Linked DNA regions of Homo sapiens: region 2 is linked to region 1. Evidence: chromatin loops called from intact Hi-C (ENCODE). Cell type or tissue: psoas muscle. All regions are shown on one strand.

Region 1 (8,000 bases):
GTCTCAGATGGTAATTATAGGTCCTTGTTACGGTTTAGAATATTTTCCCACAAAACTCATAGCTCACTGCAGCCTTAAACTCCTGGACTCCAGGGATCCTCTCACCTCAGCCTCCTGAGTAGCTAGGAGTACAGGCATGCGCTACCACGCCCAGCTTGGGAACTTAAAAATAGTGTTGATACCTATGTCCCACTTCCAGAGATACTGATTTAATTGGTTGAGAACCAGCAACCTATGGAGAACAGTGGTTTTCAAACTTTAGTGCATATTAGAATCACCTGGGGAGCTTGTTAAACCAGATTGCTGAGTCCTATCTTAGAGTTTCTAATTTGGTAGGTCTGGGAAGTGAGGCCCTAGAATTGGCCTCACCAATTCTGGAATTTTCTAACACGTTTCCAGGTGATACTGATTCTGCTGTTGCAAGGAGGGGAAGGACACTTTGAGAAACACTGATGTTTCATATCAAGTTCCCACAGGAGAATCACAATGGAGTTTTCTACATCCTTGCTACTTAAAGAATGGTCCATGACCAGCAGCCCTGACAATACCTGGGATTTTATTAAACATGCAGAATCTCAGGCCCCAGACCAAACTCACTGAATTGAAATCTGCATTTTAACATGATCCCCACAGGATTCAAATGTACATTTCTGTTTGAGAACCACTGTTCTGGGTTTCTGAAGCAAATCCATGCTGTATTTAGTAGATAACTCTCCTCTTGAGTAAATGACAGTTCTCCATTGGAAGCTCTTCACTTGCTCTTGGGCCCTGGCAGAGATAAAAAAAACTTGACCATAGGTGAGCATATGACCTGAGCCTCCCATCATGAGCTGGGTGATGACTGACCTAACAAGACACAAAGTGAGTCACACCTGCCAGCTCTCTGCCCTCAAGCAGAAATAAGACTGAAATGACCAAGATGGGACATGTTCTGAAGACACAAGTAAATCACATAAGCAGGTGACTTATAGTCCCCAGTATGCCTGCTCTTGCCACTCTGCTATCCTCTTCCAGTCTTCACATATAGCCTTGTAGGGAATTCTCTGGTAAGCAATTGATTGAGGAAGTAAAATTATCAAGCTCAGTTACAAATGGCTGTGCATAAGTGGCTACAACCATTAGCATGGGTCATGGTGGCATTATAACCTACACAGTATGTCCCTGAGCAATTCTGGAGAAGGGAAAAACCGTTCAAGGGGTAGAACTTTCAGTATCTCATCTTGTTATCCACTTCTCCTGGAAGAGGAACACCAAGAATAGCTAAGCCACTCTTGATGAAGACAAGATGAGAGAACTTGCTTTATTAGATATCAAGGTTTATTATAAAGCTGAAGTAATTAAGACAGTATTAGGTGCAGGCATGGAAAAAACATACTAATAGGGGCCAAGGCGGACAGATCACTTGAGCTCAGGAGTTCAAGACCAGTCTAGGCAACATGGCAAAACCTCATCTCCATAAAAAATACAAAAGTTAGCTGGATGTGGTGGTGTGTGCCTGTAGTCCCAGCTACTTGGGAGGCTGAAGTGAGATGATGACTTGGGCCCAAAAAGTCGAGGCTGCAGTTAGCCAAGATCACACCACTGCACTCCAGCCTGGGCAACAGAGCAAGATTCTGTCTCTCTCTGTCTCTGTCTCTGCCTGTCTCTCTCTCTATATATATAATACATAATTACATTATATATTTATATATTATATATAAGTATACATAATATATATGAAATATAAATAAAATATATTTTAGACTTTATATATATTCTATTTACATAAAATTATATATATGTTATATATTACAGACTATATATCTTTTATATCTTCTATATATATCTACATCTTTATATATGTATATGTATGTGTATACATGTATATATACACATACACAGTATGTATATGTATATGTATATATCTCAATAGAAATAAATAGTGAATCCAGAAGTAAACTTACCCAGTATGGATACTAATATATGGTAGAGGTGGCAGATTGGATAGGAAAGGAGTTTTCAATAAATAGTGCTTTAAAAATTGATATCCAAGTAGGAAAAAAATTATGTTAGATTTTTACCTCACCACATGCACAAAAATCAATTTCAGTTGTGTTAAAGTACTAAATGCTGAAAGACAATACTATACTGAGTATAGGAAATAATATATGAAACTATCTTTACTGCTTCAAATTAGAAAACAAGACATATAAAACACTAACCACAAAATGTTTGAAGAATTTAGCTACATTAGTGTAAAAATAACTCATCAAAAGACATCATAAAGTGAATTAAAAAACAAGCCACAGAATGGGAAAATATATTTATAGGGCATAAAGACAAATAAGATCCAGATACATAGAAAATACCTTTAAATTGTTAAGAAAAGACAGGTGACCCAATAGGAAGGTGGACAAATTATTGAAAAGGCACTTCACAAAGGAGGATATCCAAGTGGCTAAAAAACAAACAAATAAAAAGCTACAACCTTTTGGTAATCAGGGTAAAGAAAATTAAAACCAAATGAAATACCACTATATACCCATCAGATTTGCAAATATTAAAAGGTCTGACGTTAACAAGTGTTAATGAGGATGTGGAGCAAGTAGAATTCTCATCAATTGATGATAATAGTATATATTGGTAGAACTACTTTGGAAAATAGTTGAAAATTATCTAACAAAATTGAATATGTACTTGATCTATAACCCAGAAAATGCACTTTTGGGATTGATACCTGAAATATATATACACGTGTACATCAGGTTTTATGTATAAAAATATTCATTGCTTCCTTATTCAGAATAACTAAAATAGGAAACAACCCAGATGTCCATCAATAGAACAGTAAAAACTGAATTATGATTTATTAATTAGTAAAACACTACACAGCATCAAAAATAAACTCAGCCACATGCAACAATACAGAGAATCTTAAAGACATAGTATTGAGCAAAATAATCAGTACACACAAAATTCCACTTATACAAAGCTCAAAAACAAAATTAAGCAATATTTTTAGAAATGCACTTATAAATGATGACTGACCCACTATCAAGGAAAGTATTTAACATTGCTCTGAAAGTTCTGGAAATTCTTGATTTTCCTTTCTCAATTTCTACACCCATCACCACGCCCAGTCTTCCCCAACTCACTAAACAGCACCGTCATCCATTTAGCATTTCAAGCCAGTGAGAAGTCATCCTTAATTCTGCTTTTTCATTAATTTCCCTACTTCTAATCTATTACGTGTCTTATTAGATCTAAGATCAATATATTTCCTGAATATGTCTATTTATGTCCATTTCCAACACTACCACTGAAGTCTAAGCCATTGTCACCTTTCTTTCTGGATTACTGCAATAGCCTCACAGCTTCCACTCTTGACCACATACACTCCATTCTGCACTCAGCCCTCATAGTGATCATTATAAAGGATAAAATGGTGTGGCCAGTTAGCTCAGTTGGTTAGATCATGGTACTAATAAAATGCAAAACATGTCACATCACTCTTCTTCATGGGTTCATGTCCTCTGTGGGTCAGGTCTTCCACATGTAGAGTAGAGGTAGGGTATGTTCACACCTTCAATGACAACTACACATTTCTGCTCCAACAGGTCCAAAATTGTTCCTAGGTTTCAAAGTTGTTGTTTGTTTGTTTTTTTCCTTTTTCTTTTTTTTTTTTTTTTGAGATGAAGTTTTGCTCTTGTTGCCCCGGCTGGAGTGCAATGGCGTGATCTCGGCTCACCACAACCTCTGTCTCCCGGTTTCAAGCGATTATCCTGCCTCAGCCTCCGAGTAGCTGGGATTATAGGCATGCGCCACCATGCCCAGCTAATTTTTGTATTTTTAGTAGAGACGGGGTTTCACCATGTTGGTCAGGCTGGTCTTGAGCTCCTGACCTCAGGTGATCCACCTGCCTTGGCCTCCCAAAGTGCTGGGATTACAGGCGCGAGCCACCATGCCCGGCCACAGGTTTCAAAGTTTTTAACGTATAAAGAGTTGCTGATTTTAACATCATATTTTGGTCACGTTTAAGATGTTCTACAGATATTTTTGCTTCAAAGCTTCAAACTCCAGCTATGCCTGGGTCTCATTCTATCCCCAGAAATTGACAATGCTTCCCTACCCTTAGGGCTGCCCCGTCCCCGTCCCACTCGGTCCCATTTAATAAATATACCTCACCTCCCTTCGCCACCTGCTGGACGCGAGGGGCTACTACGATGCCATGGGTGTCCTGATTTTTTATTTCTCAGACAGGACTGCTCTGTGTGTGTCTTTGGATTCTACGTAGATTTATATTTGTAAAATATTACATTTGTCATGACCAGAAGAAATGTCATTATCGTAAAATTTAGATTCTGGAGTCTATATATGAAAGCAATACTAACTACTAACTGTTATAACAACAAAATGTGGGATGTATATCTACAGACCACAGCCACCTTGCCAGTTCATTCAAGAATCGAACCCTGGATTTAGCAGTTTCTGCACAAAGGGAATGAAATATTTTTAATTGATAATTCAGTCAAAAATATTAATGAAGATCCATATGATTGAAAGAATAAATTTATTCAATTGGCTCCAATGTAATCCTATTGTCACCAGATCATTGACACCAAATTGTTATTTTTCCCTTTGCTAGTAAAGGTATAAGCAGAAACAATTGCAAAAGAACACATAACATCTAGTAGGGATAATGATGAAAGCCAAAAATGGATTATTTGAAAATAATTTTGGAAGTAAAAAAACCATAGGTGTGAGGAAAAAAGAGAGAAACTACAAATAAACTGCATTGTGATAAAACAATAAAGCACATAGCTAAAAGCCTATTAAGGATTTTTTAAAAATTATATTTTGAGAAACACTTGGTGCTAATAATTTTCTCAAAAGTACAAATATCCAAAAGTCATACAGAAAATAAAACAACCTACTTTCCATCAAAAGTTTCTAATTTTATTCTGAGAAAAGATAACACCAAGAAAACAATTTTAACTACAGAAACAATGGTTAGCGTAAAAAATTAATAATCAAAAAGATAAACCATGTTATAAGTACTTAACAAACTTATAAACTATTTCTTCCATAACATTCTCCATATTTTAAGTTCATACATGTTGATATGATCAGATTTACAATTTTTCAGAAAAGACGGGGGAAAAGGTGTGATTATCGTCAGCTAGATGTGCTCACTGCATGCTCCATTATTTATCTGCAAGGCCTGGGTGACTGGAAGTGCAGTTGACAGGCATTTTAATAAACTGGACAGCCATTTGTTCTTCAGGACAAGGCGTGTTTTCCCCAGGAGCAATCAGAAGAAAACAGGAAGCAGCTCAGCACTCTGCACTGCAACAGGCCACCTTAATAGCTAACCAGCATCACTCAACTGCTACGCAGCCGGGCCTGGTGCACAAAAACACAAAAGAGATTAGACCTGTGTTTGCTAAAACCCCAGTCCTTTCACATGAAAAATCTTTATACAAATTTGGGTCACACTACCTTTTAGACCTGGAGGTAAATAAAATTATCCATATTAATTTACACCACCTTTTGTAGGTTTTTAAGGAATGAAGGCAATGTTGAAGCATGTCTTGACAGCGTTAGGCTGTGTGTAATGGCTGCACACGTTTCCTTAAAAGTCAGGAGGCCACAAATTAGGTTACCAATCTGTTCATTTCAAACCAAAACAGTCATCACTATAGAAATAAAAATAAATTTTTGCCTCAAATATCCAAACCCAATAACGTAATCTTAGGTCGTTCACCTCCTAAGTTACAATAAAATGTGAATAACAACAAAACGGCACATAGAATGAATTTTGCCACCTGATGCAAAGCTTCAAACTGGCAAAAAGGTAGAAAAGTGTGACACAACCTTTTCAATAGGCAGCCTCTTCTTCCAGGGACGTTGCTTCCATAGACTGAGTATGTGATCCTTTTCCCCCAAGTCCTCCATCACGTTGCTTCCTGATGCATCATTTTCTTAAGAGGACATCTGTCCTTCCTCTTCAGGAGACTTGGGGGGCCTCTTGGATCGCGACCTTGACTTGGATTTCCTCTTGGATACCCGGGGAGGACTCCTGGTCATAGATGAAGACCTGGACCGCGAGCGAGACCTGGAGACCGAGGAGGACTTGGATCGTCGCGCAGAGCTCGATTTGGAGGTTGATGCAGAGCGAGAGCTAGTGGAGGACCCAGACTTCGAGTGAGACCGGCTGCTGTGATATCGGCTGTAGCGAGAGTTACTGTAACCAGATGAGCTGTAGTGAGATCCGCCGTAGCGAGATTCCCTGTAGCGAGATCTGCTGTAGGGAGAGCGGCTGTAGCGCGACCGGCTGTAAGGAGATCGGCTGTAGGGAGACCGGCTATAGCGAGAACCCCTATAGCGAGATCGGCTGCGGGACCTGGAGCAGCTGGGACCCCGGGATCGGCTGCGGTGTCGCCGCCTGGGGCTGCGGCTCCGCCGCCCGTAGCTGCGGCTCCGCCGTCCGTAGCCGCCGCCTCTGGACCTGCCGCGTGGCTCTCCCTGGCGGCTGCGGGGCAGGTCCCGGCGGCCATAGCGCGCCACCTGCACCCGCAGCTCGCGTCCGTCCAGCTCCGCCCCGTCCATGGCGGCCTCGGCGTCTTGGGCGTCGCGCCGGTCGTGAAAGCGGACGAAAGCGAAGCCCCGGGGCGCCTTGGTGTGGGGCTCCCGCGGGATGTACACGTCGCCCACGCGCCCGTACTTCTCGAACACGCGCCTCAAGCTGTCGGGAGAGGTGCGGTAGGTCAGGTTGTCCACCTTGAGGGTGATCATGCCGTCCACGTCGGGAGGGGGGCGGCCGCAGCTCATGGCTCCGAGAGCAGCCCGGGCCCGGAAACTGGCGCTGCTCTGGGCGCTGACGGTGCGACCTGCGTTTCTTTCTCGCGGTTGCGCCCCGCGTGGGGACGCCGGGAAAGGCCGGGCGGAGAGGCGGGCGGCGGAGCTCCGCAGGGAGCGCCCTGGAGCAGCAACTTCCGAGTTCCCAATTTCAGGCCAAATACTCCAGGACCCAGAGGAAGGTTTCCTTTTGGTAGCTGAACTCCAAATGAAGCCAGGCCCCGAAGATCCTGGCCTTGTACCTGGGCAACATCCTAACCTAATCAGCGCCCAGCTAATGTAATCACTGGGCTGGATTTACATTAGACGTCCCACCCTCCCATGCTCCTCCCTATTATTCTACGTTTTAAACCAATCTTAAGAACAAAGCTAACTGATTAAAGGTCAATTTATGGGAACAGGCAATCCAGACAAATATTAAACAAAAGAAACCTAGGGCAACAATATTAATATCCAGTGTATTGATAGGATCAAAGGAGCACATTTCATAGTTATTGAAAAGAAAATTCACTAGGAAAACATTACAGTGATGAACTTAACGCACCTAAACACATAACAGTGACACATAGCCAAGACTGAGAGTTATAAGGTAAAACTGAAAAATCTGCACTCATGATGGAAGTTTGTTTTTTCCCCGTAACACCGTTTTCTCAGAAATCAATAGTGCAGAGAACAAAACTAGTAATGCTATAATAATTTGCACAACAAACAACAATTTTGATCATATAACCTGCAACAACCAAAAATATATAGAAAACAGAAGAATTTCCCAATACAAGACTACAAAATAAATGTCAATTAAAATTTAATAGGTCAATAAATTCAGCACATCTGGACCTCAGTGAAATAATATTGAAGGTTAAAAATAAAAAACCTGAATCCAATCATATTTACTTGAAAATTAATAACCACATTTCTAAAACTTTTTTTATGTTGAAGTCAAGCAATTAGTAAAACAAAACCAAAACAAAAAATAAAACATTAAAATAAAAATAGAATTACAAATAAAAGGGACAATATGTTTTTTTAAAAAGATGATTAATAAAACTGAAATCTAACACTTTTAAAGAAAAAAACAATCTAGCAATACTGATGAAGAAATACAGTTTCTAAATCTGGAAAGGAAATATACAGAAAGGGCCTAGAGCATCTTGGAGTGCTGG
Region 2 (8,000 bases), 690 kb before region 1:
GGTATTGGCAGGATTGCTTCTTTCTGGAGGCTGTAGGGGAAAATCTGTTTTCTTGCCTTTTCCAGCTTCTAGAGCTGCATTCCTTGCATGCTATGAGCTCATTGACCTTTATCTTCAAAGCCCAAATTGTAGCATCTCAAATCTCTCTCTGCTGCTGTCATCATACCTTCTCAGAGTGTCTCCCTCTGTTCCCTCTCATAAGGACCTTATGAGAACATTATTGGCTCCACCTGCACAAACAACGTAGTTTTTCCATCTCGAGTTCTTAACCTAGTCACATCTGCAAAGTCCCTATTGTCATATAAGGTAATGTATTCACTGGTTCCAAGGGTTCGGGCATGGACATATTGGGGGACCATTATTGAGCCTACATAGCTTCATCTACATTTTACCCCCTTTTTCCAGTATGAAACCCTGAAACAACAGATACATGAGAGAAGTTTAGGCCAAACATTAGAAACTATTTTCCTGTCTGTCCATTCAGACCACTTTAGTGCAATAGTTATTTTTCCTGGAAGAAATAAATTTGCATCTAATTGAGCAAGTATTTCAAGCTATAGTTAAGTTTTTGAAAGCTTTGGAACATGACTAGTACCATGCTAGATTGTTTGATAAGTTAAAAGTTGAAGGTGTGATTCTTTCATTTGTAGACTAGGTGGGCAGATACTGTGCTTGGGAAAAAATCTGGAACCTAACTTTGGTATTATAAAGTGTAGTAAAAGCTAACAGCTTTTAGCAAGGGCATTTCAAGACTTCAGGTGTAGTCCCTTGTTTCTCAAACGTTAGTATACATCAGAGTTACCTGGAGGGCATGATAAACACATGTTGCTGGACCTTATCCCCAGTTTTCTGATTCAGTGGGTCTGGGATGGAGCCTAAGAATTTTCAGTTCTCAGTTCTCAGGTAATGCTGCTTCTGGCCCAGAGCTCACATTTTGAGAACTATCATTTTAATATTCCCTGCATTTCCCATACAAACTATACCATTGGGTAGGTAAGTAGTAGATGGGGGGTAGTTTCTCTTTAAAACATTCTAATGAAAAAGGAAGGATGGAATTGCAACATCACTATTTTGCAACCTCTCATGGAGTTAAGGATTGGTCATCAGCAGCTACTGACAATACACAAACACATTCTTAAGTGCTTTCTGATGGAGGAATACACTGCTACCTATAAAGTTTTGCCAAAAAGAATCAAACCTAAATCTGACGAAGCATCTACCAATTAACCAAAAATAGAAAGGATGGAAGATCATGTTGAGTGACACCAAAAGGATACAGTTGGCACAGTTGTTCAATAAGTTGCAAGCAGAGGGAATCAGTGGAGGGAGAACCTATAGTATAAAAGGTACTTAATATAAACCAGTCACAATATGTGACCCTGATATGGATCTGGAATCAAGAAATTAAAAATTTTTAACATGTATGAGAACTGAAAATTTGAACACTGGTTATGTAATGATTTTAAGGAATTAAGTACTGTTAACTTTTCAGATGTGATGATGGTGTTGCAGCTATCTTTTTAGAGTCCTAGAGACACCTACTAAAATATTTATAATGAAATGGTATGATGATTGGTATTTGCTTCAAAATAGTATAGGGAGGGAGATACGAGAATATAAATGAAACAGGATTGGGTGTGAGTTGTTAATTTTTGAAACTGGGTGATAGTTATATGGTGGTTTATTATACTATATTCAACTTTTGTGTAAATTTTTTCTTAATAACAAGTAACACTACCACCATCACCCCTGCCTGCCAAGTTACGCTCAATTTGAACAATACATGCTTATTGAAAAAAAAAATGCACAGCACAAAAATCAGGAGAAAAAAGAAAAAACCACTCACAGTTCTCCCAGGTGACATATTTGTTTCTGTTTTATATGTTTTCTTGCAGCATTGTGAGTAATGGCTATGATCATGCCACAATGTAATTCTGGTTCCTGTTTCCATTCTTCCTTTCTCCCCCTACTTAACAAAAACAATTTCCACACTAAAACAACAACAGCGATTATTTGTTGTCATTTCATAGCTGTGCATGTGAGGCATTTAAGACCACTATTAAATATTTAAGACGACTTTTTAGTGTAATGTCAGGTTTCAAATCCCACTTTGCCATTTGCTAGCTAGGTGTCTTGGAGGTGTACTTAATATCTCTGAGTTTCAGTTTCCTCATCTGTGTAATTACAGAGTTATTAATGAACATTAAGGTAAAGTATTGATACACAAAGCACTTTACATAATATAATAATAGATTTATAATATGACTTTTAATCAATTAAAAATAATACATAAGGTAATATAAAGGCTAACTACCTTTTCAACTTTGGAGCATGTCCCTTGATGCAGTCGATGAAAATTCTATTAGGGTTGATTAATGGCATCATAGTTTTCAGCCATGGAAACTTTTTTTTTTAAATAAAATCTTATCAAGAGTCCCAATATATAAAACAAAAGCTGATACACTGGTTGACGTCGAGGCAAGGATTGGTATCCCTTTCATAGTAGGATCAAACATGGCAGATGCTGGTACTGTGTCCTTGATCCTTGATGCGACATAATTTAAATGTCACAGTTATTTGAATTATATCTGAGTTTTTGCTAATTTTTAATTGAGAATCTCAATGAGTGATATCTTACTGTATAGACATTTTCATTTCAGGGAGGTGAATTTCCTGTTAAATTTAATTATCAGTTGAACATGTGTTATGTGCTGCTATGCACCAGTCACTATGCTAATTACTACAAAGATGCAAAGATAAATCTTATTCCCAGGAGCTCATAATCTAGAAGAGACAGCTAGGTAAATAAATCATTGCAGAAAGTATAATAAAGTATAGATATTCACAAATGTTTACATTAGGGAGGGACTTACTAAGATGAAACCATTTTGTGTAAAGAGAAAAAATGTCCAAAGGTTCATGACTTCTAGAACATCACATTTGCCTGTTTTTTTTGTTTGTTTGTTTTGTTTCGTTTTTTAACCCCTTACCTTTCGTGATGCTTTTCAGTTTCTTTTGTTGGTTCCTTCTCTTATCCCTTACATGGAATGGTTGGAGTTGCTCAGGGCTCTTTTTTTGCTTTCTTGGTAAACTCATTAATATTACCTATAAGCCTAATGACTCCCAAACTTACAGTAACGGCCTAGACCTCTCCCCCTAATTTCCAGAATTTCTATTCAATGAAACTTGGTATCTCCATCTGGGTGTCTTACAAAGGCTCTCAAGTTTTACACGTCCAAAATGATGTACTCTTTATCTGCACTCCCCAGTCCAAACAACTACCAAGGCAGCCACTCTGCTATCTTCCCATCTCTGATAATGGCAACTCAATTTTAGTTGTTACAGGCCAAAATCCTTGATGATATTGTTGACTCTTTTTCTCCCACTTCATGGCTGTTCTTTGAAAAGTTCTGCAAGCTCTAACTTCAAGTTTGACCTTTTTTTTTTTTTTTTTTTTTTTGTCATCTCCAATCCTAACTGGTATCTCTGTTGTCTGCAGTCTGTTCTCAACAAAGAGTGATCCTATTAAAAGATGTCATGTCATGTTATCCCTCTATTCCAGTGGTTCTCAACTGAGGGTGATTTTGCTCCCCTGGGGATATTTGGCAATGTCCGGAGACATTTTTGATTATCACACTGGTGGGGTTGGGGAGAGGTTGCTACTAGCATCAAGTGAGTGGATGCCAGGGATGCTGCCAAATATTCGACAATGCACGAAACAGCCCTATGCAATAAAGAATTTGTTAACTGAAAATGTCAGTAGTCTCAGCCGAGGGTTGAGAACCCCTGCTTAGTTCATTGGCACTGCTATAACATAACACCTTAGATTCGGTAGCTTATGAACATTAGAAATTTATATCTCATGGTTGCAGAGGCTGGGAAGTCCAAGATCAAGGAATTGGTAGATTCTGTGTGTGATAAGGACCCATGCTCATAAACAACCTTCTTGCTGTGTCTTTACACGGTGGAAAGGGCAAGGCAGCTCTCTGGGGCCTCTTTTTTAAGGGCACTAATCCCATTCATTGGATCAGATTTCTCATGACATAATCATCTCCAAAAGGCCTCACTTTCTAATACCATCACCTTGGTGATTAAAATAAAACATATAAATTTGGGAGGGAATGCAAACATTCAGACCATACCAGCTGCTCTACTCAAAACTCTAAAATAGTTTTACATCTCAGCTCTTATAATGGCCTAAAAGCCCTGTAAGAAAAGTCTTTATACCACACTACAGCTATTCTCCACCTCTTTTCTTTAATTCTGTAAATATTAAGAGGAAATAAAATGTATTTAAAAGTGTTAACCCTTTTTCTTAAAATTCCTACCTATTTCCACTAGGGGGAGGGCTTCACTACTAAATAATACAGTATTTTCACTTGCCACGTTGTTACAGGAGTCACTGTAATCAGAGCAAGCATCCTCATACTCTTTGTAACAATGTTTCATTATGTACGGTAACCCATTTTCAGATGCAATTTATTTTTCACAATTCCAGTGTACATTTTTTTTTCCATTCGATAAAAGTGAGTTTTAAAATATAATTTTGTCTTTGAATGGATTGTTTTTGAATTTGCAAATACTATTTTAAGGAGTTGCTTTAAAGATTTCCATACTGGATTTTTTTGTGCACATTTCTTTCCCTCTAAATCCAGTCCTACTGATGCACTAGGTGCAACATTTATTTGGTCCCTCCTTCATCTATCTGTGAGGAAGTTCCTGCACCCAGTATACCCAGGGGTAACATAATAGGTTAAGAAATCATCAATTCTAAATCAGAAGCCTACTATCTCCAACTAAGCCATTGTCTCCTAGAGAGACATGACATGGGCACTGCATTATTGAGCTTTTCATTGTCAATGCACCCCTGGAAGCCTGGAATTCTACAGTACACAACCTGTGCAGCCATGAAACCAAGGCTGAGGCTTGGATTACCCCCTGGGCTAGAAATAGGCTTTGAATCAAGCCATCGCATGTATTAAATGCCTCCTAAATGATCGTTCTTTGTAGATGTTGCTCATTTTTGCACATTCTATGTGACATGAATTTTTCTTCAAGAGGATTATTAGGCCTCCCCTATTATTCATGGAACAATGTCTACTGGGACATCAAGGGTTCATAAGGGCTGGACCATTCACCTTCTGTTGTGACCCCCTCTTTTATCAATGCAGCTAGAAAAACTGTACAGTTTAGAAAATACCTGAAAAGTGATGACTGAAACTGAAAACGATGAGGTGGAACAGCAGTGAGAAGGTAACCTGAGAAACCTGGAAAGTAGCTGAAAGGAAGGTGGGGCACTGGGAAAAGTGGAGTTCATACAAAAACCAAACACCAGCCGGGTGTGGTGGCTCACGCCTGTAATCCTAGCACTTTGGCAGGCTGAGGCGGGTGGATCACCTGAAGTCAGGAGTTTGAGACCAGCGTGACCAACATGGAGAAACTCCATCTCTACTAAAAATACAAAATTAGCTGGACATGGTGGCACATGCTGGTAATCCCAGCTACTCGGGAGGCTGAGGCAGGAGAATCGCTTGAACCCTGGAGGCGGAGGTTTCAGTGAGCCGAGACCGCACCATTGCATTCCAGCCTGGGCAACAAGAGTGAAACTCCGTCTCAAAAAATAAAAATAAAAGAAATAAAACCAAACACCAAGCCAGCATAATTACTGCATCCAACTTTTGTTTATATTAAAATGACTTTTAATACAAGTGTGACTTAGTCTGGGGTCATGGCATAACCATTCTGTAGCTAGGTGCTTTTATAGTCAAACTAACAGTCAAAACTCATAACCAGTAAATATATATATAATATGTGTTTGTGTGTATATATATGCTAAATGAAGTCTGCATTCTTATTTTCAAATTGTCTTAAGTTCTTTTTGCAATATACATTTTATTCAAATGGAAGGTTTAAAAATGGCTGCAGGAATTTAGAGAATTTTAGAAATCATTTCCAAGTGCCTCTCAAATGGAATGAAATGTATTTAATATGGTGTTTTCCTTACATCACCTTCTGATTTCCTTCAGCATAGCAACTCTGAGCAATCAGAAGCCGCAATGCAGGCCTCTGATGTCATCAGCTGCCTGCTCCTATGGTTACCAAGATGGGCCCACAATTTCTGATCATCTATGTCAATGAAGTGGCCTGTTTCCTAGACTATAAGTATGTGAGTAGTTTTATAGAGTGGAGGGATAAAAGGGCATTTGTCCGTATTTAATTTTTCCTTTGAGTAAAGAAGTAGGAGGATTTTGTAATATGACTTATTTTTAAAACAAAATGCACGTTTTCTGTTACCTCAATAGCTAGGCTTTCCATATACTTATCTCAAAGTACTAGAGTAAGAAAAGCTTTAGGAGCATTTGAAAAGGAGTGAAAAACAAACATTTTATTTGGAAATAGGGCTGTGAATTCAGCTTGGGCATACAGATCACTTATCATAGGATATGAGATTAAAATTCATGATTGAGACAGCAAGGTACCAATAGATACCAAGGTGAGGTGAGCCACACTCAGAAACTTGCAAAACGGAGGTAGCTGAAAACTCAGGACACAATTCTTATTCCCTCACCAGAACTGAGGGGCTAAAGAGGTTGAGAGTGGTACCCAGGAAAAGATTTGGAGAGAGATGAGATGTAAGCCCTTCCTGTCTATCCAAGGAGGTAGGTTTGGGGTGTTTTCCCCACCAGAAGTAAAGATTTTCAATGAATTCACCTGAAGAACTTGTTAAATTCCATGTCTCTGGTCGGGGACAACATGGTCTGGTGTCCAACTGCCCCTGAAAAATCTAAAATCTGGCATAGCTGGCCAGCTTTTCTGATGGTACCAACAAAGAAAATGCCATCGCATTGAGATCGTCGTCCATCCTCAGAGATTATTGAGTCAAGGATATATGAATATTGTGTCCAATTGGGAATATGATGTATCTGGCTTGGAGTTATTCTAAATTTTGCTCAAGATGATGGCTTTGGGTGGGTGGGAAGTGAGAAGTGAGGGAGTTCCAGCAGAAAGTCTTTAATTGAATAGTTGAGATAAAACCTGAGCTTTTAGGGGAGCGGTGAGCCATAGGAAAATGTCCATGCTATGGAAAGTACAATAAAAAGTTCTCAGTGACTTGGAGGGAGATCTCAAAAGAACACATAAAAGCACCAATCCAGCTACCCATCCCATCACAAGAGAAGGAATCAGCTCCAAACATTTGCCAAATTCAGAGAGTGAAGCTATATTATAATAACACCATTTCAGTAAAAATTCCCACTTCTTTACTGCTCCAGCTTCCCCCTGCTTTGGCACTAGCTGGGCCAGAAATACAAGCTGGAGGAAGAGGACAAATGCCAAGTAGGGGAAGAGAATGACCAGGGCCTCTCTCCCCACCTACTGCAAATGGCTGGCATACAGCAGTCCTCAGTTATGGAAAAGAAGACATCTTAGCTTTAAAACTCAGATATGGTATGAATTACCAGTCCCCACAAATTTGCCCCACGAGTCATGCCTTCCAGTATTCACACCATGTGTAGTTCCCTGCTGCATTGATCTAGGATGGCCCTGTGTCTCCCTTTAACCAGTATAATGCAAAGGAAGTGACACTGTGTCCGTTCTGTGCCTAAGCCTTGAAAGGGTCTGGCAGTTTCCAGTTTTGTGCTCTTGGGAGAACTTCATATATAAAGCACAGCTGTGCTGCTAAAAAGACCACATGGAAAGACCACATGGAGTGGAAAATTCTGAGGCTACATGGAGAGGGAAAGAAGACCAGCTGTCCTACCCAAGTTGAAGGTCAATTTGATTTCATCTGTATCCACACCCAACTTCCCACAATTATCTCCAAGGAAATCCTAATCATCATATCATTTTATTCATAAGTATTTAATATATGTTTCTAAACAAAAATATTATTTCTAAAAATATAATCTTAATTTCATTATCTCATATAATTTCTTAATATCAATTATCAGTGTTCAAACTTTCTTAAGAGACCATGTTTTAGTTTGTTAAATTAAGATCTA

What was found. Hi-C counts contacts between places; a loop is a spot of excess contacts. Peaks named below come from ENCODE experiments on the same cell type or tissue, not always from the same donor. Only the 100,000 strongest peaks of a DNase experiment are listed, where the experiment ranks them.
Region 2: a loop joins it to region 1, with 3 times the contacts of the local background. A loop is called at or near these places in 64 of 110 quality-filtered maps.

The regions. Positions count from the first base shown.
Region 1 is chr11:95,066,037-95,074,036 of GRCh38, reverse strand. SRSF8 (serine and arginine rich splicing factor 8) reads right to left here and starts at 7,118. Exons shown (of 1, transcript NM_032102.4): 1 at 2,812-7,118. The coding sequence starts at 6,810. The coding sequence ends at 5,962. RefSeq lists silencers at 4,144-4,203, 7,063-7,142 and enhancers at 5,376-5,435, 5,446-5,625, 5,933-6,042, 6,623-6,812, 6,537-7,294. In psoas muscle, CTCF peaks have their summits at 4,193 (motif pointing left) and 6,892; DNase peaks (open chromatin) are centred at 4,156, 5,346, 6,286 and 6,876; H3K4me3 peaks cover 3,968 bases; H3K27ac peaks cover 3,471 bases.
Region 2 is chr11:95,760,824-95,768,823 of GRCh38, reverse strand. No RefSeq gene overlaps it. Among named protein-coding and RNA genes, the nearest start is that of FAM76B, 25 kb to the left of the region's middle. In psoas muscle, a CTCF peak has its summit at 4,323 (motif pointing right); no DNase peak of the experiment used is centred here.